Linked DNA regions of Mus musculus: region 1 is linked to region 2. The links are chromatin loops, found by intact Hi-C in ENCODE. Cell type or tissue: heart. All regions are shown on one strand. Each heading gives the region's core, and the rest is flanking DNA. Links, peaks and the distances in the headings are about the cores only.

Region 1 (12,048 bases), core at 3,277-8,276, 75 kb before region 2:
TAAGAGAGATTATGTCTAAAGATAAGGGGTATGTACTGGCTAGTTTGATGTCAACTTGGCACAAGCTACAGTCATCTGAGAGGAGGGAACTTCAACTGAGAAAACAGCTCCATGAAATTAGCCTGCAGGTAAACTGGTAGGGTAGTTTTATAATTGGTGATTGATGGGGGAGGCCACCCTTGGTCTGGTGGTCCTGGGTTCTATAAGAAAGCAGGATGTGCAAGCCATAAAGAGCAAGACAGTAAACAGCAGCCCCTCCCCACCCCACATGGCCTTTAGACCTCTAGGTTCCTGCCTGGTTTGAGTTCCTGTCCTGACTTCTTTCAGAGATAAATGGTGTAAGTCAAATAAACCCATCCTATCCTTCCTAAGTTACTTTGGCCATGGTGTTTCACAACGATAGCCATAACTAAGATAGGAAACAACAATCAATAAAGCAACCGGAATGATACACTAGAAAAGTAACCAAATTAAATACATAAGAGATGCTTGGATTTAGGACTCTGACAAACTGAAATAGAAAGAGTTTAGGTATAAAGATGTTAACACTGTTAGCCAGTTCTGCTGCTGCAGCATATGTCCCCTACTTTCATAGGAATCCTGAACCTGAACCAATAAATTAAGATCTTCAGAGAGAAAAAAAAAAAAAAATCAACCTGCTACCAAAATCTGGAAAAGCAAGAATGTTTCAAATGACAGTTTATCAAAATGTGATGCAATTGTCTCTAACAAAAGGAGTGCCTCACCTAATCTCTAGTTTCTATTGGCTAAAAAAATATATTGAATATTTGGTAGTATTACTAACCTAGGAGACAAGCAATTAAGTCTCATTTCTTTCGTTCTTCTCTTCTTTGGATACTAAACCACTTAAGCAAAATTCAATGATGTTCCAACGTGCCCACTACACTAAAAACTAGCAAAAGGATCGAAGAGTTGAGGAGCAAAACAAGAGTTTTTGTTATTTGCATTATCACATACTCCTTATTTTAAACCATCCAGTAAAGCTTGTTCAATAAAGGGGAATATACTTCTGGGGTTGAGCTCATTTTCACAAAATTCCTTTAGACACTATAATCCCTGAGTCAGTGGAGAGCATTTTACCTGCATTTAATTAACATGTTACAAACTCTGCTTCAAATTAGTCATTAAACACACAGATAACTTCATTAAACACAATGTTCCCTGTGATTTTCATCTTGAGATACAGTAGTAGAGTTATGACAGTCCAATGCACTGTGTGCATAATAAAGCAACACAAAATGAGTTCACATACTTAGACTATAATGCAATATTTAATCTTTAGAATAAAATCTGTGTAATTTATAAGTGATGAAATATTTAAAAGTGAACTAAGAAGCAAATATTAATGTGTTCTAAAACTCTACACATTCACAGTTGAGGGAATTTTAGAACAAAATTAACTAATGATCATATTAATCCAAATAAAATTTGTTTAAGAATATAAACAAGGCACTTACTATAATCACAGGACTATACCATAAAAGGTTTCAATGGTCCAAAGTTCAAAAGTTCAAATGATAACTTTTCTCTTTTAAATAACAGTAACAAAACAAAAACAAAAGCCACAGATCACAAACTGTATATGCCCCAGTACAGGGGAACGCCAGGGCCAAAAAAATGGGAATGGGTGGGTAGGGAAGTGGGGGGGGGGGTATGGGGGACTTTTGGGATAGCATTGGAAATGTAATTGAGGAAAATATGTAGTAAAAAATATTAAAAAAAAAGAAGAAACTGGTGATTAATTGGGCCAAGAAATAAATGAGACTAAAGATTTCCCTATAAATCTTAAAGTATTGATTACTAAGTACTACTATATTAACACTAAACCAACACTGAACTCTCTAATTCAAAGAAAGATCCAAATTGTAAAGAACACTTTCAAATTAAAAAGTACAACAAAATAAATACAACTCTAAAGCAAAAAGTAAGACAATCAGAAAGAAGACATATTCTATGTGCCTGCATTAACAGCACTGACAGGGCTGCCCTGAGCCTCTCCAGGACAAAAGAAAAAGAAAGGCTGGAGTAAAGAAGTAGTGCTGTTGTCCACCAGCTAGTCCTTCTGCCACAAACTGTCAAAAGACAGTATAAGAGCATACCTCATTAACAAGACAATTTACAGAAACAGCTGCATTTTACTCTTTAGCTTCTAAATGACTGTCGAGAATACAGTTTAACAAGTTACCAGCCAAGAGTGCTAAATCTACTACATAATGCTTGGAATTAAAATTTTCACAAAGTTTAGAAAAAATGGGAGTGGGGGCAGGGAAAGTTTCTTTTTAGAATACCTTAAACTCTGTTTTCATGATTTTCTAAATAAATCAAAACCATATAGACTCCAAAATTCTCTGGAGATATACTTGTGCAGTTTTTTAACTAAACCTAAGTTCTACAAATAACCTCTTCAAGTTTTTAATTTCTAGTATTTAAAGCTTGTGTTTAACCTACAAAACCCTTGGTATCTCATTGTAAATGATGCTTTTTTAAAATGCCATTTAAGAAAGTCATATACTACCTAACAAATATTTTTCATTACAATTTGCTTAGAACAGTTTTAAATCTCAAATGGCACAAAAATAGTGGTACCCACTACAAATTATCAATGCTGAGCATATTTTAAAAAGCAAGCACAACATTCAAAACTGCTACTAATAAGCTGTAGTGCAGCACTGACACCAGTTATTCCCTTTATTTTCACTTAATATTTAAAGCAGGACAGTGTCTTTGGATGACAAGAAGGCAAAATTTTATTAATACAAAATGCTGACTATATTCTGGGGCAGGGAAGATTTTATCAATACAGTTAACTAATACTACTGTATAGCACTTTAAACCCTGAAGTATTTTCTCCAATTTTATGCGAAAGGTATATAACAGATTGGTGTTTATTAAAGAGCCAACCCTCTCATCTATTAAACAAACCACAGTGATTTGGAATATAACAACTTCCTCAACAACTTTATGACTGTTATTCCTTCAGTAATGCCCCAACTGATCAAAACAAAACAGAGCAATGATGCACATATTCTCATTATCTGCTGGCTCATGGGATTTCATCTAAGTCAAAGGTTCTCAACCTCCCTAATGCTGTGACCCTTTAATACAGTTCCTCATGTTGTAGTGACCCCCAAACATAACATTATTTCATTGCTACTTCATAACTGTAATTTTGCTACTGCAATGAACCATAATATAAATATCTGATATGCAAGATAATTGATACACAACCCCCAAAGGGGTTGAGACCCACAGGTTGAGAACCTATGACCTAAGTCCTACCTGGGCTAGTAAATGTATAGTATTTTGAATATTATAAACAGTAACCAACACACCGAATTACAGCCCCAAAAGTGTTCCCTCCACCCTTTACATATAGTTCTAAAAGTTAAGAGTTAAGAATCTTACAATCCTCAAAAACACAGAAAGGGTATTTATAGTTTGACAAAGTTCTAAAGATTAACAGTAAGAAAAACCCATAAACACACAAATCTTAATAGTATCATAGAATAGATTATATGAAAAGTACCTTCATGTAAACTAGTAAGATTATGTCACATACCCACAACACATGGATATTGCATCAAACCATCAGTTGCAATTAGCTCAAGGACTACTTAAGAGGCAGTCCTAAAGTGAGCTGAAGATGAGGAAGAGGGAGATCGAGGGAGGGAGGAGGAAGAAGTGGGGGGAGGGAAGAGGAGGAGAGGGAGAGAGAACGTGTTAAAATTTCTAGAAATTTCTAGCATTTTGTAGTGAACGGGGAAGACCAAAATCTAGCCCAAGTCAGTTTGGCAGCCCCATATGTTCAGATGTACCGTATCTACGTTCAGCAGAAACAATTTGATTTCTAGTAACAATGATTAATCACGATGCCCATGTCTACAACCACCTCAGAAGCCAGAACCATATTTTACCAATACCGAAAGGTCCAACAGTGTTTTCTCTTACAAATTCGTAAGAAAACTTACTACATACTACCAGACCAGACTGCGCAGTCTGATCAATGCTTTCCAGCTAGGGAGTATGCCATAAGCGTAACATGCTTTGCAGCACATTTTACGAGCATCAAAGACACCAGGGCACCAAGGGGTTCTTTTTTTTACCCTGCGCTTCAACAAATACTGTAGATTTGAAAGCTTTACAAAGGCATTTGCTCGGCTGGGCACCTGGGTCCTCCTTCCAAATCCAGACGACACAACAGCTCCACTGCCTCATACCACACACTGTACCTCACTGGGACTCAGACACCTGAGCCACCTAGACCCACAGAGTGGGACTGTCAGCTCCCAGACGTCTGCGGTCGTGCACGACGCACTGGGCCAGCTGAGCCCTCCCAGGAGCTTTCAGTGGTAACCTCGGCCCTCGATCCGGCGCCGAGTCTCCATAGTAAAGCCCTTTCTCCCCGTTAGAAGACGCAAATACGTTCCAAAGAAAAGATTATCATCATAGGACTGTTTCCACAAAGGGGAGAAGAAAAGAGATGGCTCTTCTCTAGGCAAATAAAAATAAAAATAAAAACTCTTGATGCGGTGGGAGACCGAGCTGGATTAGGAAAGCCAGCTCCTAGTGCCAATTCCCTGACAGCCTACACAGCTGTCGGTTCACCCGAGCTCAGTTTTACTAGCCGCAAAATGGGAAACCCCGGCGCCGCCCCCTCCCCCCTCCTCCCCGGGGAGTCGGACCAGGACCCGGGTCCCCAAGGCGACCACACACCTGGCTTCACCGTCTTCAGACGGATGGGCTCGCGGAAGTGGCGGATGACAGCCAGAGTGTCCCGGTTGGTGAGCCCACTGACCGGCGTCCCGTTCACCTCCAACAGCACATCGCCCGGACTGGGCGCCTTGCCCGAGACCACGCAGCAGGTGCCTCCGCCGCCGCCAGCCTCGTCGCGGAGCCGCCCCAGGTAAGGGAACTCGCCGCGCTCGGCGCCGCCGCGGATCTCGGCGCCCAAGTCGCCCGGGGGCCCGGCCCAGGATACCGCACACTCCTGCACCTTGCTGAGCCAGTGCTTCTTCTTCTTCAACGTCTTCGACATCCCGACCTCCGCTGCACCATGGGGAGCCCCCGCGCGGGCGGCCGCGGTGCCGCTCCGGGCCCCGCGCACAGCCCGGCCAGAGGGGCGCCGCCGTCGACCCCCCGCCTCAGCCCGCCGGCCGCGCGCCGCCGCGAGCCGCCCCTCTCGCGGGCCGCTGAGGAGAGCCGGAGGGAGCGCGCGCCCCGCGGGCGGCGCCGGCGGGGTCTCCGGGCGGGGTCAGCGCCGACGGCCGGGACTCGGCGCCCGCGCGGCGGGAAAGGCTGAGGCAAAGGGGCGGGAGCTGAGGGAGCGGCTGGAACCGAGGCTCGTATCGGTACGCGCGCACCGAGCTTAGTCGCTCGCTGGAGCGCGGCTGCTGCGGAGCCGGAGCGCCGAGACCAACGCCTGCCCCAGCTGCCAGGAAACTGGCGCTTTCAAACCCGCCGCAACCTCCTCCCCGCTCGGCCCCTCCCCCGCCCTCGCCGGCCCGGCCCCGCCCCCTCCCGCAGCGCAGCGCCCGGCGCGTTGCCGTCACCAGCTCTGCTCCGGAGGACCCGCCCAGTTCTCGGCTCCGCACCGTGGATTGGGTTCTGGCAGCTGGGGGCGGCCCTCGGCGGGCATGCTGATTTCTGATTGGGTGGTCTAAGTAGAGGAGGCGGGCACTAGAATGACTGAAGTTTAGAGAGGGAGGAAAAAAGAAGTTTAGAGTGTGAGGGAGGGAGAAGGGGGAGGGAAAAGAGAGGGTTGGTCTGGGAGCGGGCACAGGTCGCCTAGAGGGGAGAGGCCCTCCAGCCAGGGGCTGGAGCCAAGGGAAACTCAAACACTGAAAGGACCCTGGTCCCCAAGGTGGGGCGTGCCCAGCTGGGCAGGGGGCGGGGCCTCGGAGCTGGAGCCCGAAGGCGATCCTGGGAGTGCTTTGCCTGGATCCTGGGAGTCCAGTGCCCAGCTACTCCGAACGGTGGAGCCACTAAATGGGCCTGTTAAGGCTGAAACGGATTCTACGGGTTTGAATTTGTTAATTCGTTCAATGAATGTTCTTAAATGATCCATTGGCGAAATCCTGTTAATTGAGGGTAAAATACAGTCCAGTGCTCGAATGCTGTGTGATCTCGGGCAAGTTAGACAGCCTGTCGGAAACAAGCTGAGAGTGAAGATCATTAATTACACTAGCTACTGAACTCCAAGAATGAAGAAAACAGTGATCCTGCTCTCGAGGAGACTGCAGCTTAGCGAGAGAGACTGACTAGAAGATCATTTGAGGAAAGCGGGAAGGAGATGGATTAAAAAACAACCTGGTGCCTGCGGAGCTAAGTCCTGACACTGGTGGCTTGACCTTGACCAGATCTCTGCTTCGCGTCTGCTTGTTTGTAAGAAGGTGGAAGAAGTGACTCAGAACAAGGGAGACCTCAGATCTCTCCCAGCTCTAATTTTTCAGAAACACTTAAGCTTTTTTTCTTCCTTCATTGAACGCGTGCTTTCTCGTCTTTGGAATGCCCTCTGTTCGTAAATGTTTCACCTCATCCAAATAGTCGTCCAGTATTTCTTGGAAAGTGTTTTCTCTGAACTGGGGCACTTGTCTCACTTTTGTGACAGGGCATGTCTTCTGACTCCCTTTAATGATAGCCCTTATTTTAAACTCCGAGGAGCTCTACAAACTAGATCAAGCTTCAGACAGCTACAGTGATTTCCTTCACACCATTGAACTGGGGAAATAAAAACACTAAATGTGGGCTGGACTCAAGAAACAATAAGGGAAGTGGAGCCCTGGAGCTGCAGGCTTGGGACCTGCCAGGCAGAGACAGGACCTTTATCTACACCCTGATGGAGAGATTGCCAGACTGTAACCTTCAGTCCTTGATTGTCTGCTGAGCAGTCACCCAAGAGAGAAACTACATTTCTTTAATACCACCCTCCATCCTGCTGAGGCTCCCTCTGGCCAAGTGGATTGGAAGCCAGATGGCCTTCACACTTATGATGGGGGTAGAGAAAGCCCAGCGTCTGGAACCCAATGGAGTAAATACTTTTCACAGGCATCATGTGGATCATTCAAATAGACCAACATCTGAAATTTAAAAAAAAATTTAACTTGTTTTATGGACAACTAGTTAATACTAATAAATTCCTGAATGAATACTCGATTGCCTTCACATCTTCTATTTTTGCTGAGACTGAAACACAATGCTCTGCCTAAACTGTATCTGTTTAGAATGGCTCTGGCAACAAGGAACAAAACATCTGACAAATAATAGCTTAGAGCACACTGTCATTTATTACATCTTTAACATAAAGTTTAAGTGTGGTAGTTTGAGGACTAGTTGGACAGTCTATTATCAAGGTCCGGAGCTCTTTGTGTTTACTCTTCCACATCATATCCATATGAACTTTTGTCTCCAAGCCTGTCACCTATTAATTACAAGGTTGTCATAGCTCCAGACATCACATCCTCAAAGGTCATTATATGAAGCAAGAAAGAAGGGTAAGAAAATGTTAGTCCAAATTTGATGAAAGAGAAAAATCCTACCTAGCTTGTGGCCACTGTGGTAGGCTAGAAAAATGGAGCCATGACCACCTTAGACCAGTCACTGGCAAAAGAAAATGCAATTACTAGCATTCCACTAACTTGATCATAAGTCACCTTCAAACAAAGCAGAGGTCCTCTTTAAGGGAGGAGGAGAGAATAGTTGTTAAGTAGTCACCCAACAATGTCTGCCTGCTGTGTGTCTTTTTTCTTTTTCTTTTTTCTTTTTTTTTTTTAAGTCATCTAACATCTGCCCAGTGTCTTAACCATGAATTGATTCTCAGGCAGAAAACTGCAGTCATTAGGGAGCCTTAGCTTCAGAGCCAGGCTCACATACCAGCTTTTCCATTTCCTAGCAAGCTGCTTGTTGTCACCTAACCTCCATTTCCCCATACACAAAACAGGTATGACAACAATACTTCACTGAGTTGTGGTGAGACTTGTCTGCAGATGAGTCAAGCACTCCACATAGACAGCATAGCAAACACTCCACAAAATGTTATGTTGGCTTATGCTATATCATAATGTTTGTGATAAGGCTAAATGCATCCGTGGGTACCTCTTCAATTCTGCAAATATCCATCTTAGGTGGGTCATTTTCCCCCTAGTCGGAATATTCTGCCTACTCGGTGAGTTACTGATGGTAGGACACTGCTGGAAATTACTACATAGTCATGGATGTCACATAAATGATCTCTCTGAAATGGCCCCTGGTTAAATTGTTTTCAACGTTATCATTGTTTCTTAAACTTATCTTTTGGATTAAGAGTTCGGGTTTTTCCTAAGGGTGTATTACTAAATCAAACAATATGAAACCAGGCCCAACAAAAATAAATGAAACAACTGAATTTGATGCTTCCCAAAGTTTCTCTGGGTTATCGCTAATTTACAGAGATAGTAATATATTTTGTATGAAAAACACTTTAGGTCTCAAGATGGCTATTGGGTCCAAATATTACATCCTCAACAACGTCCTAAGGAGATGATCTACACTCTGTAACTCAAAAAGTCTTCCCCAAATGCTCCTCCCAACAGGATTTCCTTTCTAGCTGATTGTCCACAAGGGCCCAAATGCCAGTCTCTGCTGAGGGTAATACAATTCCATGGCATATCCCCTCTGGAACTCAGAAGGTACGTCGCGGCTGCACAACATCGGCGCAAAGCTGAGGCAGTTCAGTGAGAAGGAGGAGAGATGGCTCAGCAGCTAAGTGCATACTACTCTCTCAGATCACTGAGTTCAGCTCCCAGCACCCACATCATGGCAGCTCAGAAGTGCCTGTAACTGCAGCTCCAGGAAATCTGATGCCCTCTTCTGGACTCCGTGGACACCTGCATTTACACCTGCATGTACCCACATACATACATACATATTTTTAAAATTATAAATCTTTTTTAAAACTAAAACGGATGAGATTAGCATTTAGAGAAGGAAGCAATAGTATCTGACACACTACATTTAAAAGTACATTTGCTTCTATCTTTTCATTTCATTGGAGTTTGGAGGTGGGTCGGTAGCAAAACGTGAAAAGTTTATTTTGTGATAATGAGAATGAAATAAACCTGCCTATTTAATAGAAAAATTTAAAACAAAATTATAAATACAATGTTTATGAAATGACCTAGGGGTCCTCCTTTTTTGCTATCAGTGTAAACTGTGTCCCCAGCCATATGCAGCTCAGCAACAAAGCAAGACAAAGCAGGGTTCGCTTGTAGTTTCAGTCTCAATTTCTCTGGAGGAAGCCTAAATTCTAGTAGTGACAAATCAAACTATCAGTTACATGAAATGTTAAAGGGTCGTGGAGCAGACAGGTGTCATAAATATTAGCGTCCTATACAGAATACATGAAACTTTAGCCTGGTTTTTTTACCACAAGTTATCATAATAAAATAGCCTTCAAAGTCAAGTGAGCAGCTCACACCTATAAACTCAGTATTTGGGAGACTGAGGCAGGAAAATCACAGAGTTTAATGCTAGGCTAGGCTACATAGTGTATTAGAGGCCAGGTTGAGCTACAGTAGGAGGTAGAGAGGCAGAGCATATGGTAGTATGAATACCTTCTAAGCAAAACACATAAATAACCTGTGGTCATCTCCTGCCAAGATTACTAGAACAATCTTGAACTGTTCACATTCTGAATGACAAAATCTTCACTAGATAGGACTAGTCAGGCAGATATACAGTCCAGCTTCTCAGGAAGCTGAGGCAGGATGGTCACAAGTTCAAGGCTAGCTTGGACAAGTTAACAAGACCCTGTTCCAAAAGTAAAGGTTTTTAAAAAGAGGACTGGGCATGTGGCTCAGTGGTTGAGACTTACCTAGCATGGATGAGGCTCTAGGTTCAATCTGCAATAGAAAGAAAGAAAGGAAGGAAGGAAGGAAGGAAGGAAGGAAGGAAGGAAGAAAGAGAGAGAGAAGGAAAGAAAGAAAGAAAGAAAGAAAGAAAGAAAGAAAGAAAGAAAGAAAGAGAGAGAGAGAAAGGGAGGGAGGGAGGGAGGAAGGGAGGAAGGAAGGAAGGAAGGAAGGAAGGAAGGAAGGAAGGAAGGAAGGAAGGAATGCAGGGGGGGCCAGGAAAATGGTTTCACTGGGTAAGAGCATGGGAACTCCAGACCCATAAACAAGCTGTATATGACCATGCTTGTAACCCTAACGCTGTGGGTCACAGAAAAGAGAATTGTTGGGGCTCGCTGGCCAGCCAGCCCTAGCTCCAAACTGTCAGGCTCCAGGTTCAGTGAGAGACCCTGATCCAAGGGAATACGCCAGAGCATAATAGAGCAGATTATCTCATATCCTCCTCTGCCCTCTGTGGGCATCCTGACCATGTGCAGGGCGTGAGAGGACCATTACTAGCTTTTAAAAACATTCCTATAAGAGCGGTAGAGATCGCTCCATTGGTATAGTGCTTGGGGATCTAAATTCAAAACCAACATCAATGAGAAAACAAAAATCAAGTATCACAGGCTTGTAAGCCCAGGCTTGGGAGAGTGAGACAGGCATCTAATCTCGCCCAAATCAGTGAGCTCCAGATCACTGAGAGACCTAACCATTAAAATACAGTGGAAAGCAATAGAGGAAGATATCAAACTGCCTCCACACTAACATGAGTGCGTACACACACACACAACATACATACATACATACATACATACATACATACATACATATAAACACATACACATGTACATATATACACATATGCACACATACACAAACATATATATAAACACACATACCACATGTACCATTATTTGGCGTGATATTTGCAATGTAGTCCACCATCACTAGCCTAACCCAGTATAGTGTCGTATTGTATCTTCAGTATTTGATTAGCATTTTATTTGTCATCTACATGATAATAATGTTCAAATGTGTTCAGAGACAAGTTTGATAACATGGAAATGTTGATTATCTCATATCCTTAAACAAATTTATCAGTTAAAATCAGTATTATGTTCCACACATAAGCACATCTTTTTTACACATAGGTACATTTACCTGCAAATGACCACGTGAATTCAGGCCAGATTCCCAAGAGTGTTAAAGGTCAACAGCAGCAGCATGCTTTGAGAACGGAAAGGCAGTCAAGCAGTCAGGCAGAAAGCTGTTTAACAAAGCAGACACAGAGAACATCGAATGGAATAGAAGACACAACAGAACCTTGGTGGTTGTCCCCCTCCTTCCCTGCTTGCTTTGTAAGACAGGGTCTCACCATATAGTGCTGCAGCCTTCCAAGTGTTGGAAGTAAACGTGTACGACAGCAAGCCTGGCCTATCTTTTCTCTTTAAGCTTAACTACAGTGTCCTGCCTAAAGCTAGCCACGATTTTCTAAGGTGGAGTTATCTATCTAGCCCCCAGAACAAGAGCTTCCCATCTGTGTGTGATCCAGACTGAGAGTGAGCTGTTTTAACTCATCTGCACATCTCTCATCAGCGCTCCTGTCTTTCAGCTGGCACAGATTCCTTTATCCATCCATCTCCAAAATTCCCAGAATGGACCATGAGCTGATGTGGCTTTAAATGGTCATTTACGGCAATGAACAGACTTACAAGGCTCCTCCTTTCTGTAGGAAGAAAGGCAGGAAGCCTGAGACAGCTAAATGACCAGGAGTGATTCAAGGTGTGATAACTGCTACCCACAAAACAGGAGACAGAGTATAGTGATAGGTGGATACAGTGGGATGGAAGGCTGTGGCCTGAAGAAGCCTGACTTGGAGAGCAGAGGTCAAATGATAAGGAAGATAACCACACAGATCCAGATATTCCGCAGATCCTGTGGTCTCACACAGGACGTGAGGAATGGGGCTGATGTGCCTGGAGCAGCAAGAGTTGGGAAACAGGGTCAGGAAGGCCAGAGCTCACAGATGCATTCAACGATAAAGGAAGAATGTGAATTTTACTCAGAGCCCAGTAAAAAGCTACGAAACTGGTGTGATCTGGTTTGCGTTGTTTTTAATTGCTCCCTCTGCTACAGGTCCCAGGACAGGAAGGATGCCGGGTGA
Region 2 (12,048 bases), core at 3,022-8,021:
CCATAGCAGGTTATAGCTATTTTCTTGTAATAGTTTATATTCTCCAATTCCCTCATAAAATGCAAGGTTCTGATGGGCAAATTTTGAGATTATAAAATAATTTCAACATTTCTCCCTTCCCCTTTCCATGTACCCCTCCTCACTCCTTCAAACTCATGTCTTCCTTTCTTAATTATTATTACATATATATACATACATATATTTAGAATATATACATATATTTTGAAATGTGTGAATATATATGTATGTGTGTGTGTGTGTGTGTGTGTGTATACACACATATACATATATATGTATACATTTCTAAATCTAGCCTGCTCCATCTGTATAATGTTACTAGTATGTTAGTATGTATGTTTTCAGGGCTGGCTATTTTTTTAATATATTTTTTATTACGTATTTTCCTCAATTACATTTCCAATGCTATCCCAAAAGTCCCCCACACCCTCCCCTCCCCACTCCCCTACCCACCCATTCCCATTTTTTGGCCCTGGTGTTCCCCTGTACTGGGGCATATAAAATTTGCCTGTCCAATGGGCCTCTCTTTCCAGTGATGGCCAACTAGGCCATCTTTTGATACATATGCAGCTAGAGTCAAGAGCTCCGGGGTACTGGTTAGTTCATAATGTTGCACCTACAGGGTTGCAGATCTCTTTAGCTCCTTGGATACTTTCTCTAGCTCTTCCATTGGGGGCCCTGTGATCCATCCAATAGTTGACTGTGAGCATCCACTTATGTGTTTGCTAGGCCCCGGCCTAGTCTCACAAGAGACAGCTATATCATGGTCCTTGCATCAAACACTTGCTAGTGTATGCAATGGTGTCATCATTTAGAGGCTAATTATGGGATGGATCCCTGGACATGGCAGTCTCTAGATGGTCCATCCTTTTGTCTCAGCTCAGGGCTGACTATTTAATACTGTAGAATCAATTGCTGTGTTCTTCCCTGGGGACACACCCCACCCCCCACCCCACCCCTGCCCCCAGTTGCCTATGGTTCTTTGCATGGTGTCCAGGCCTCATGGGCTTTCCCTGTCTCCTTTAACATGTCCATAGGTGTTATCCTTGTTCAGCTTGTTTGGGCAGTCACGTTGGTGAGACTTCGTGGGTGTAACTTTTGACATAATCAATCTCACAACACATTCTGGACTTCAGGCTCTTACAGTCTTTCTGCCTGCTCTTCATCAGTGTTCCCTGGGCCTTACATTTTGTTGGAGTATCCATTAGGGATGGGGGTCCATAACTCTGCATATTGATTGATTGTAGCATCTGTCTGTTGTAAAGGGAAGTTTTCTTCTGAGGAGCTAAGACCACACTTCTCTGTGGGTATAAGGACAAATGTTTAAATGGTTGTTAGGAATTATTCCCGTTTAATAAATTAGTGGCTGTAGATTCTTCTCCAGTACCCACGACTTCACTGACACTGAGCAGTTGGCTAGGCTTTCGGTACCAGGCGCGGTTTCCCTCTTGTTGAGCAGGAGATGAACACAGTTTCTAAGTTCTAAATAAGATAGCTTGACCTGAGACTTCTGTTCTCATCTTTCCATAAAATGTACTAAGGACACTGAATCACTAAAATTTCTGGTGCATTTTTCTCCCATCTGGATAGGAACAAAATATTTGGAGTCTAAAAATTCTCAGAAAAAAAATCAAGGCTTATGGACCTATGACAGCTTCTGAACACACCCAACTGAAGAAATAGGGTCCAACTTCAAACACAGAAAAGTAATATGTAACTTGGTTATTACTGACAAAATGCAGATGCTAATTAAGCAAATGGTTTTTTTTTTTAATCCCATAAATTAAAAACAGAAAGGAAAACTTAAGAGCAAGCATCCTGTTTCAACAAGTGTGTCTCAGCTTTTCCTTCACAGGAACGCTCTGAATCCTGAGACCCACTGGAATTTTCTCTTCTTCTCAACAACTTTTCTTCTAGCAGTAGCAAAAAAAAAAAAAAAAAAAAAAATCAAACTAAACCAAAAACAAACAACAAACAAACCCAGGCCTATATTCAGGAGAGACAAACGTTCCCTTTCTTTTACAAAAAGTTAGCTGTGGGAGGTGGAGATTGACCTGGGCAGAAACTGAGAAAGCAAGCAGTCCGCACCACAAACTACATGTGCGAACTTCAAGATAACCAGTGGGTAAAAGACCTAACCGTTATTCTTAATTTGCTATAAACCTTGCAAGTTTTGGTTTTGAATATGATCGTTTTATCAGATGAAGTATAGGTAAAAATGCAAAAGGGAAGGAGGGTGAAATTTTTGTTAGCAAAACTAAGGAAGAAAAAGTGACCGTGCCCATACTCAAACTTTAGCTTTCCAGTAACCAACGCAAAAAGGGAAACGCAAAGCGGTCCCTTACTTTTCTTCTATCAGTAGCAAAAAACAAAACAAAACAAAAACAAACAGACAAGCAAACAACAACAACAAAAACCAGGCCCCTTAGTCAAGAGAGACAAACGTTTCCTGACACGGAGCTCTGAAAATAATTTATCACAGAGGTTTTTAAAAAAGGACCTTGAGCAATTTAATAGATGATATTTTCCAGCTAAGAGAGTTTACATATGTATGAGAGCTAAGTTGTTAGAAACGCTCCTCCATGCGGGATAGGAAAGGTGGAATCTTTCTTTCTTACACATACTCATACCTACATCTTTGTCCGCACATACATACCTTCGAAAGGTATGTGGGTACGGAACTGTGACCAGAGAGAAGCCACAGCAACGATGCCATTACTCATGTCGTTCCAGCAATGTAAGAGGTGAACTCCCTCCGTGACCATTTCATTTTGTTTCCCGTTTCTACCATTCTTTCTCTCAGGTTCAGGGCTATAGGTGGTCCACAGCGGCTTTTGTGAGCCTCTGTGGAAAGACTGTCTGTGAGACTCTAAACCCCTAAGGAACTCTGCAGGTGCCTGGATTCCAGGAAAACAGGAGGCACTATTGCATTTTCCCAAGGAAGTTTACGTAGTCTGCCAGACCCCAGGACAGGCAGGTACACTTCAACTACAGGTGCCCTCTTCTCATACCCCTTACATCCTTCCTGAAATTCAGGGCCCCTCCTACCTCTCTCCAGGAATCAGAGACGGCCTGGCTGATGGCCTGTGCTGTAGACTATCTCAGCTATGTGGAGTAAAATCTCCCTCTTCCTTTGGGACCTATAAAACGGGATCTCCACTCCACCTGGGAGAGCCAGACCTTTCTCCAGAGCCCCCGCCCCCTCTCTGCATGCTGCAGGGCAATCTGCTTAGTGTCCTCTTGAACCCCAGACTTAGAACCACTCAATTTCTTCTCTTGAGGAGGAACGGAGAGCCAAGAGGATCCTAAGTAGGGGAGACACACTCTTACACCATCTCTGTGGCAAATGTCCTTCCTAGCTTGAAGAAAAAGACCAGTATTGTGACCCTAAGAAAGCCAACACATGAACTAGAGATGGTACATGCTTGTCATGTAGGATGTAGGTAGAAAAAACCCAACTGTTTCCATCTGGTCCACTGGCTCTTGGTATCAAAAAAAAAAAAAAAACATGGCAACTACACAGAGAAAAGGATGCCAGCAACCGCACAGAAAGCTGTGCTTTTTAGAATGCAAGTGTGATGCATGACTACTCATTAACGACCCATCAAAACAAACCGTGAACAGGCCACTAAGTGCCACTTTGCTGGATTAACCCTGGGCTGGGCCCTATGTGCTGAGATTTCAAAGGTCCTTTGAAGTTAGAGCATTAAGAAATCACTTTCCAAGTCAGATCACCACCAATTCTAGATGTTTCCTAATGGCTGAGTGGAAGAAGAGCTGACTAATTCTTTAAATTTTAACCAGGAAGGAAAAGAAAAATAATGTTCTTTATGATGGGCACAATAACCACCATGCATCCCAGGACTGGGGAGGAAGCTCAGTGGAATGCTTGCCTAGCATTCATGAGGTCGTGGGTTCAGTCCCCAGCACTGCATAAACTGGCCACGGTGGTGCACACTTGTAATCCCAGCACTATAGTTTCACATAGGAAGGTCAGAAGTTCAAAGTCATTCTAGCCTATATATCTAGATCATCTCATAAAAACTGATGCTCGTGATAATGCCCAATAACCAATAAGAAAAAAATATGGAAGCAGATGGTACTTGCCAAGGGTGATTTTCCCCCCTTCTGGGGAGTTGATTCCTTTCACATGCTCATAACAGTTCTATTCCTTAATGTAGCCCTACATCTTAATAATCTCAATGTAAGGGTAATTTCTTTAAAATATTAAAGTTCGACTTGCCATTAAAGTGGCCATTATCATCCTTGATGCCATTAATATTACTTTATCGACCTTTCAGTCTAAGGAGTGTGGAGAAATTGGTCTTTGCTTCTTATTAGGATCTCTCAGGTTTGACTCAGGATCTAGGCTGTATAAGACCTGGAGGCTGCAGAGGGGACCAGGGAAGCTGCACTCTGCCCTGGGGCATCAGATTTGATGCCTACTGCAGCCTGGAAGTCGCTGGCTTTCTAGGTTTCAGAAAGAGGCACACATATCCAGTGCCTGGAGGGGCCTTCTTCACAGCATCATCACAGCTCTGAGGAGTTACAAACAAACACACAAGAATAAAGACATCAAAACACGGCACATCATTAAGGAGCATGGAATAGAAACACGGCTATTTTAGGTAGCCATAGCATTTGGTTGTGAACCTCAAGACTCTCCTGTGATCACATCTGCGTATATTTATAAACTTAGCATAGAAGCATGCGTCACAACTGATCTCTTGAAGTAGCAGAGGTTTCTGTGTGGGGGACGACTGTGGAATGTGACTGTGGGATTTAAAAGGGCAGGGGGGTGGGGGAAAGTAACTGTTCCAGCTGAGCGACTCTCCACAATGCGTTTTTGATGCAGTGACTAATTATTGTGATTATTTTCATCAGCAAAGACACCGGTAGAGCTAAACATATTTATTTTCTTTTTTTTTCCTCCTTGAAAAGTATAATATTTCAAGCTTTAGAGAAATTCCATATGTCTCCTCCCTATACTTAGGAAGTGTGCTCTCAGATGTTGTCACAAATGCTGAGCTACCTTGCTTCCCTTGTTCCTTCTGAGACAGTGTTCCTCTCTTCCAGTATCAGCTTGATAGAGCCAAGCCAAGCTTAATGAAAACACCCAGCCTCTGCCTTGCTAATATCCTCAGCTGACCTTCTGGGCTCCCTGTCACATAACTACATAGAGCTGGTTGCCAAATGTTAGAATTTAATCTAATGAGCACTCACAGTATTTTGATAGGGGGGAAAAGTAGTAAGTATAGAAAGTGTAAGTCTTTAAAGTTAGAGTTTTGTTCCCTGTAAAATTATTGGCCATAGTTTTAGAGGTTTATATTAAACATGCTCTCTTTAATGAATACTGAGCAGAAAAGGTACAGAAGAGAGCCAGGGTCCTGTTCCCACAGTTAGGAAGCTGAAAGATGAATGTGTTAGATCAAACAATACTAACTATCAAACAAGAACAAATCTTTAAACTTCTGATTCCCTACACGTCATGCACACGCACACGCATGCACACACACGCACACGTTCTTTGCACAACTGAGAATGATACACCAATTGAATCTGAAGTCAAATGAGCAGAGCTGGAAGCATATTGCTCAAGACGTGGCCTGTAAGGAACAGTCCAGCTTTTAATAGTGAGTCATCCTCACTGCCATGGAAACAGAAACCGACAGAAGCCCAGTGAGTCTGTCCCCTTCTCGTCCCTAAATTCTTATGAAGAATAAATGCCTTAGCCTGTATGCATTCTTGAATTCATATTATTATTGAGCACACTTCCATTTTTTTTAATTCATCACATAATCGTCCTTTATTTGCTCAGACAATTATGTGGTTAATTTGATTTTTCAGTCTTTGAACAAACTTTTTGGTAATTTAAATGCCTAATGAGTGGAAGACATCAGACCACCCTCCCTTCCACATGAGTAAAGTCCATCCAAGAATGATCATGCGTGAAAAATCAAACTATATTTCATTTTCTAGAGCTGACTTAAGTAAATGTAACCACTATACATTCACCTAACAACATTAAAATTCAGAATCCCAGAATTAGGACATCACAACAGTGAAAAAAAAATCAGTAACTGAAGAATACTCATTTTTAAAATTTAGTGTGAGGGGGAGATTTTGTGTGGGTGTGGGGGGCATGCCATGACCCATTGTCTAGAGATTAGAGGACAACTTTGTGGAGTTGGTTTTCTCCTTCCATCTTCTTGTAGGTTCTGGGGATTGAACTTGGGCCAGCTTTGAGCAGCAACTACCTTTAGCCACCAAGCCAATTATCCTTCTTTTGATGTGTGTGTGTGTGTGACAGTAAAAACATATGAAACTAGATGGAAAATTTTAGCTACAAATTTCAGAAAGCTTGTTTTAATGGGGCAGTGAGACCTGCTGATATCTCAGTGGAGACTATAAATGTCAACATATCTCATGCTTTCTTCATTCATAATGGCTTCCCTTCCACTCAGACTATGGCTATTTATTACACAACAAACTAGTATTTAAATGTCTTTGGTCTTACCAAGAGCACTAATGAAGATCTACCATTATGAGTTTTTCTTTCAAGCACTTTTGGAAACAACCCAAAATTAGACTTTTCACCTTTGATTGCAGAGAATGGCTTAACAAAATAGTAATTGTGGAACTTACTCATATTTATTGTATTTTTCTTAAAGATAGCCGGAATAGATTTCATATTTCATCATAGCGTCATAATGCAGCAGAGTGAACTTAGACATAAGCCACTCCTTGCTCCAGCGCAATCACTAAATAACCTTATACATGGGGAATCCTCCGTAAATGACCTTTTCTGATTTAAAGCTTTACTCAGACGACCTGCTACAACTTAAACAGGAAACAGCCAGACTCAGACGACCTGCATAATCTTAAACAGGAAGCAGCTTTGGGGCCTGCAAACTGCTCATCCTCCTTGGCAAATGGCTTTTGTTCTCTTGATCCTAGTGTGGCTGTTATGTCCACTGAGTCTCTATTTTTTAAATAGATATAATTTGCATACCATAACAATCCATTCATTTAAAACACATCTTCCAGGGGTTTTCAGTGAATCATCACTATTGTCTAATTCCATTGTGCTCAAGTAAAATCTATCTATTAGAGTATGTGGACATTTGGGACTATCTCCATTCGTTGGCTATTAAGGATACTGCTGCTGTGTTTGGGTTTGAGCTTTTATATAGAAATATGTTTTCCAGTTACTTGGGTATAGCTAGGACTTGCCCAGCTGTATAGTGACTTTTTTGTTTTGTTTTGTTTTTTGTTTTTTTGAGGAATTGACAAACTTGTACAAAGAAGCTATACCATGGGCTGGTGAGATGGCTCAGCAAGGGTGTTTGACAGGAACACTGACAACTTGGGTTTGATCCCCAGGTTCCATATGGTGGAAAGAGAGCTGATTGCAAGGTGTTCTCTGACTTCTACACACACCACCACCACCAAACAAACAAATAAAATAAGTAAACAAATACATGTATGTGAGGGAATCGGAAGAATGTAAGATAGTTTGAAGTGCTGTATGCATTATCACTCTCTAGACTTTCTACTATAATCATGAACTCACATCAGTTGTTGTGACTGGTCCTGCGCCAACACAAGAGCAGCCCCATCAACAGCCTTCTAGAAAAGTGGATGGTCCTCATGGGCCTACTCTTCACCTCCTAACTATTGTCTATCAATAAATTATGGGAGAAGGGAAATCACTGTTTTTAGTTGCATGCTAACTGCTGATTCCACCAGGCTCCTACAGATACCTTCAAAGCCACAATCACATAGATGACCCAGGTTAATATTGGCGGGTCACAAAATAAAATAGACATGAAATGTCCAAGAAAGATTCACAGGGAGGATATTTGTGGACAGGGTAGTAGGGAAGGAATCAGTATACAAAGGGTACACATATTAAAGTGTAAAAAAGTAACAATTAAATGCATAAATGTAATTTTAAAAAGGAAAGAGAGAAACAAAAGAAAGAAAGAAAGAAACAAGCAAACAAAACAAAACAAAGAAGCTACATCATGTCTTAATCCCACCAGCAGTGGATGAGGCTCCCATGAGCCTATTTTTTGGTTCAACAATATTTTCTCAAAAGCTTCCCCCATGCCTCTAGAGCCTTCTCTCATCTCACTGGCCAGATCTGGGTCACATGGCCTCTGTAACACCAAGCGAGTTTGGGAAAGTGAATAGGCCAAGTTTAAATGTCTGGTGTAGAAGGAAAATGAGGTTTGGCTTTTGTCTCCTGAGGGAATAGCATCTTTTCTGATGGAAGACTCCTCCTCAAATTCATATTACATGGAGTGGCAGATACACTGTCGTCCAATTGGCTCTGGAAGCTGAGACTAGAAGATTTCTGGAGAGTCCAACCTGAGCAACGCAGTGAGACCTTATCTGAAACATGGAAAAAAACAAAACAAAAAAAAAAACAAAAACAACCAAAGCTAATGGGGATGTGTTCTGGCTTATCACTATGGAAATTAGTATGTTGGTTCTTTGATGAACTAAAAATAGAGCTACCATATGACTCAGATGTACCCTGCCAGGCGTCCACCTGAACCACTGATTCAGCATACCACAGAGATCTAGGCATGGCCATGTTTATTGCTGCATTACTCATAATAGCCATCATTAGATGCTCATCAGCAAATGAATGGATGGAGGAAATGTGATGCGTACACAATGGAATTTTAATCAGCTGTGAAGAGGAATGAGATCGTGACACTTGCTGGAAGGCAGATGGGACTGAGCAGGGTCATAGGTGATGGAAACCTCAGAAAGACAACACACACAAGTATGGAGGACGTGACAGTAGGAAGGAGACAGTGGTGAGTGAAGAGGTCATAGGGGAGAGGACAAGGGAGAACAACAGAACAAAGGGGACAGGACGGCAGAAGGGAGGACTGTTTTGCAGAGAGGAAGGACACCAGCAAGAATCAGGAGGAATGGTGTGATAGATACACGCAATGTTACAGTGAAAGCCTTTACTTTATATGCTAAACAATTAATTAAAAACCTCTAATCTTTAAATACAAAGTAAAATAATTGTTGAAACTCATCCAGTAAAACGAATCTGTCTCTCTGTCTCACTCTCTGTCACTTTGTCTGTCTCTATCTCCTTTCTCTCTGTGCCTCTGTCTTTGTCTCTGTCTCTCTCTGTGCCTCTCTCTGTGTCTCTGTCTCTCTCTGTGCCTCTCTGTCTCTCTGTCTCTCTCTCTCTGTACCTCTGTCTTTGTTTCTCTCTCTCTCTCTCTCTCTCTCTCTCTCTCTCTCTCTCTCTCTCTCTGTACAGGAAACACCCTGCTTGAACACACCCAGCATGAGGCTCCTGATCTCTTAAAGGAACCACTCTTCCATGTTTGTGCGGTTCTTGTTGTTAGTGTTTCCAGGAGACTGAATAGCAGATATAATATTTTCCCTCCAGAAGTAATACAACAAAGGGAATATGGGACTAGAAATGCAGTGGAGTCATTAATAATGGAAATGTGATGTTCCAGCCATTATTGCTTGGCTCTCAGGAGGGCTCTGTAATTGTTGTCCTCTCTTCTACCTCCACTCCCACTCTGGTTTTCCCCTTCTCTTTCTATCATGGGATGGCACGGAAGATGCACTTTGTTATTGTTTACTGTTAAATTATCCATTTCTAGGACGACAGTGTCTAATTGCTTTAGTCCACACTTGCTGTAAGGGAGGAGGAACATGTGTGAACATTAAGAAATGTTTTTTCCTATGGAAGGAAGAAACAATGGGTGATGGAAGGAACCATTCACAGGTCTCAGCCCTGGGTTATCAGCATTCAAGGTGCCTAATGAGTTGCTGAATAATGTAACACTTCTTTAGTTCTTTGGCTGCTTCATGATTAAATGTTATAAATATTTATGATTTATTACTGATGCTTTGGATGGGATAGGCGTTGGGAGGCTCATGGATCACAGTGATTGGAAAGGAAAATAAGAAAATAAAACTGCACAGAGCTACTTATTCATCATGCTGCACTAAAGGACTGTGCGGCTTGTCAGAAGTAAAACTTCCCATAGGCAATACCATTGCTGCACTTCCTTGTCTCATTGATTATTTTTCATAAGCATATATTGATAGAAGAAAAAGTTCACGCGTTCACTTTCCAGTAACGACCCATTTGCCTTTGAAGGGTTCTTTCCGTTAAGCTGCAAAATCAAAGAGTTCGGCATTCTTTGCCCGAAACAGCCATGGCGTCAGGCTAATAGGGACACCATTACCAGGACCTCTTTTTGTTTCAAAGCCAAAATCAGGGCTAAGAGGGTCTGCAGTACCAACTGTAGCCGCATCTTGGCTGGCTCGCAAACGCTTTTCTTGCAGCTTCTTTGACTCTACTGGTTATGAGCTCAAACACCTGCAATAGAGACGCTTGCTGAAGGCTGCTGGAGTCACAGAAGCAGCTGTGGTCTGGATTACTAACTCAGAACGCAGAGTTGGATTCCATGAGCTGTGTGGCCTTTATCAAGTTGCCTCGTGGAATTATAACAAGAATCAAAAGAACTGACACATGTGGCTCTCTGGCCAACAGCAAGTGCTCGAATATGTAGCAGGTATCTCCTCCACCTAAAGAAACCATTACCAAATCCTTGACTCCCACCGCATCTCAGAACAGAATTACATAGATGAGTGAGGAGTCAGGATTCGTATCCAGGTCAACTACCCTGCATGTGCTCCTTCCACTGAAGGAGTGTGCTTGGGATTTGCTCTCTTGTTGAAGAAAAGCAAAGGCAGGGTAGGCATGAGCACATGCCCTAGTGCACACCCAGGAGGCACCTCCTAGTCTCAGCACTCAGGAGGCAGAGACAGAGATCTCTGTGAGTTCAAGACCAGCCTAGTCTATAAAGTGAACTGTATATTAATCATGGTTATAGAGCAAGATTTTTTTTTTGAGGGAGGGTAAGGGAAAGAGAGGAGAGGGAAATGTAAGGGGAATGGAAAGGAGGCCTTGAGAGGAGAGAGGTAAAGGACCCTTCCCTCCTGCAGTCATCTGTAAAAGGACAGTTTCCTGAAAGAGCCAACTCAGTCCTCTGGCCATACAGATACCCATCCTATAGCTTCAAAACAGGGCTCCTTTTTTTTTTCTGGGGCTCCCAAACTAGACTGCTTTGAAATAGAAAGCCTCATTGATTCCTTTGAGTAACTAAGGAAGGTCACTTAGATAGAAATTAGTTTCTTTTAACTTGTTCTGACCTGAGTCTAAGAAATCTTTACAGTGTAGACCATGAAGTTTGTACTGCTGCCTCACCCCCCCCCCCCATTCAAAGATCAGCTTAAAAGCCTCACACTTCCCAGTGTGTTCCTGCTGATGAAGACAGCAAAAGCAGCTGACATGTACGTGACTGACAGCTCAGTGCCCTCGACTAGATAACAAAGTCTGTCCTGAATGCAGAGTTACCTTGTGTATGTCATAGAATCATGTCACTGAGGAAACCTCATGTTTCTTTAGTTGAAAAGGGATCTTTAATAACTCATCACTCCCATATTCCCCTATTTTTTATCCAGATAAAAATAATCATATAATTCTGTCACAAAGTAAGAGGAGAACATTTAAAATACCCCAGAGAGTTAAAAATCTTTCCAGGACTAGAGAGAAGGTCACTCAGTCTCCCAGAACCAGAAAGTCCTGAATAGAAGAAACAAAATAGCTAGCAAAGACAGGTTGGCTGGCTATTGCATAGCAAAGAGATCTCAAGTAAGGGTCCAAATTGTCCCAATAGGTGAAGGCTATGCAATACAAGAGGCAGTGAATGCCACTTAAATATTTCACACTTCATATGTACCAGGCATACTGGCGAATATGCTATCTGATTTACTTCTGCACATAGTACCATGCTATCTTCAAATTAGAAGGAATACTATCTTCAAATTAGAACCACAGAAACAGAGGTTCAAAAAGATAGAACTAATTCTCCGTCTCCACAGATGCTAAGTGACTCCACAGATGCTAAGTGACATTTCACAGATGCTAAGGACTTAAAGCCTAGAGCCCACAGTTATCCAAACTGATGC

Evidence for each region. A loop is a pair of places that touch in the nucleus more often than their neighbours do. Peaks named below come from ENCODE experiments on the same cell type or tissue, not always from the same donor. Only the 100,000 strongest peaks of a DNase experiment are listed, where the experiment ranks them.
Region 1: it touches region 2 in a loop (2.2-fold over the local background); 3 of 42 quality-filtered maps call a loop at or near these places.

What each region holds. Positions count from the first base shown.
Region 1 is chr3:104,214,911-104,226,958 of GRCm38, forward strand. Magi3 (membrane associated guanylate kinase, WW and PDZ domain containing 3) reads right to left here and starts at 5,496. Exons shown (of 21, transcript NM_001159354.1): 1 at 4,735-5,496. The coding sequence starts at 5,056. In heart, for the core only: a CTCF peak has its summit at 5,992; DNase peaks (open chromatin) are centred at 4,231, 4,861 and 5,641; H3K4me3 peaks cover 3,750 bases; H3K27ac peaks cover 3,521 bases.
Region 2 is chr3:104,290,421-104,302,468 of GRCm38, forward strand. No RefSeq gene overlaps it. Among named protein-coding and RNA genes, the nearest start is that of Gm5546, 64 kb to the right of the region's middle. In heart, for the core only: no CTCF peak of the experiment used is centred there; DNase peaks (open chromatin) are centred at 5,141 and 5,621.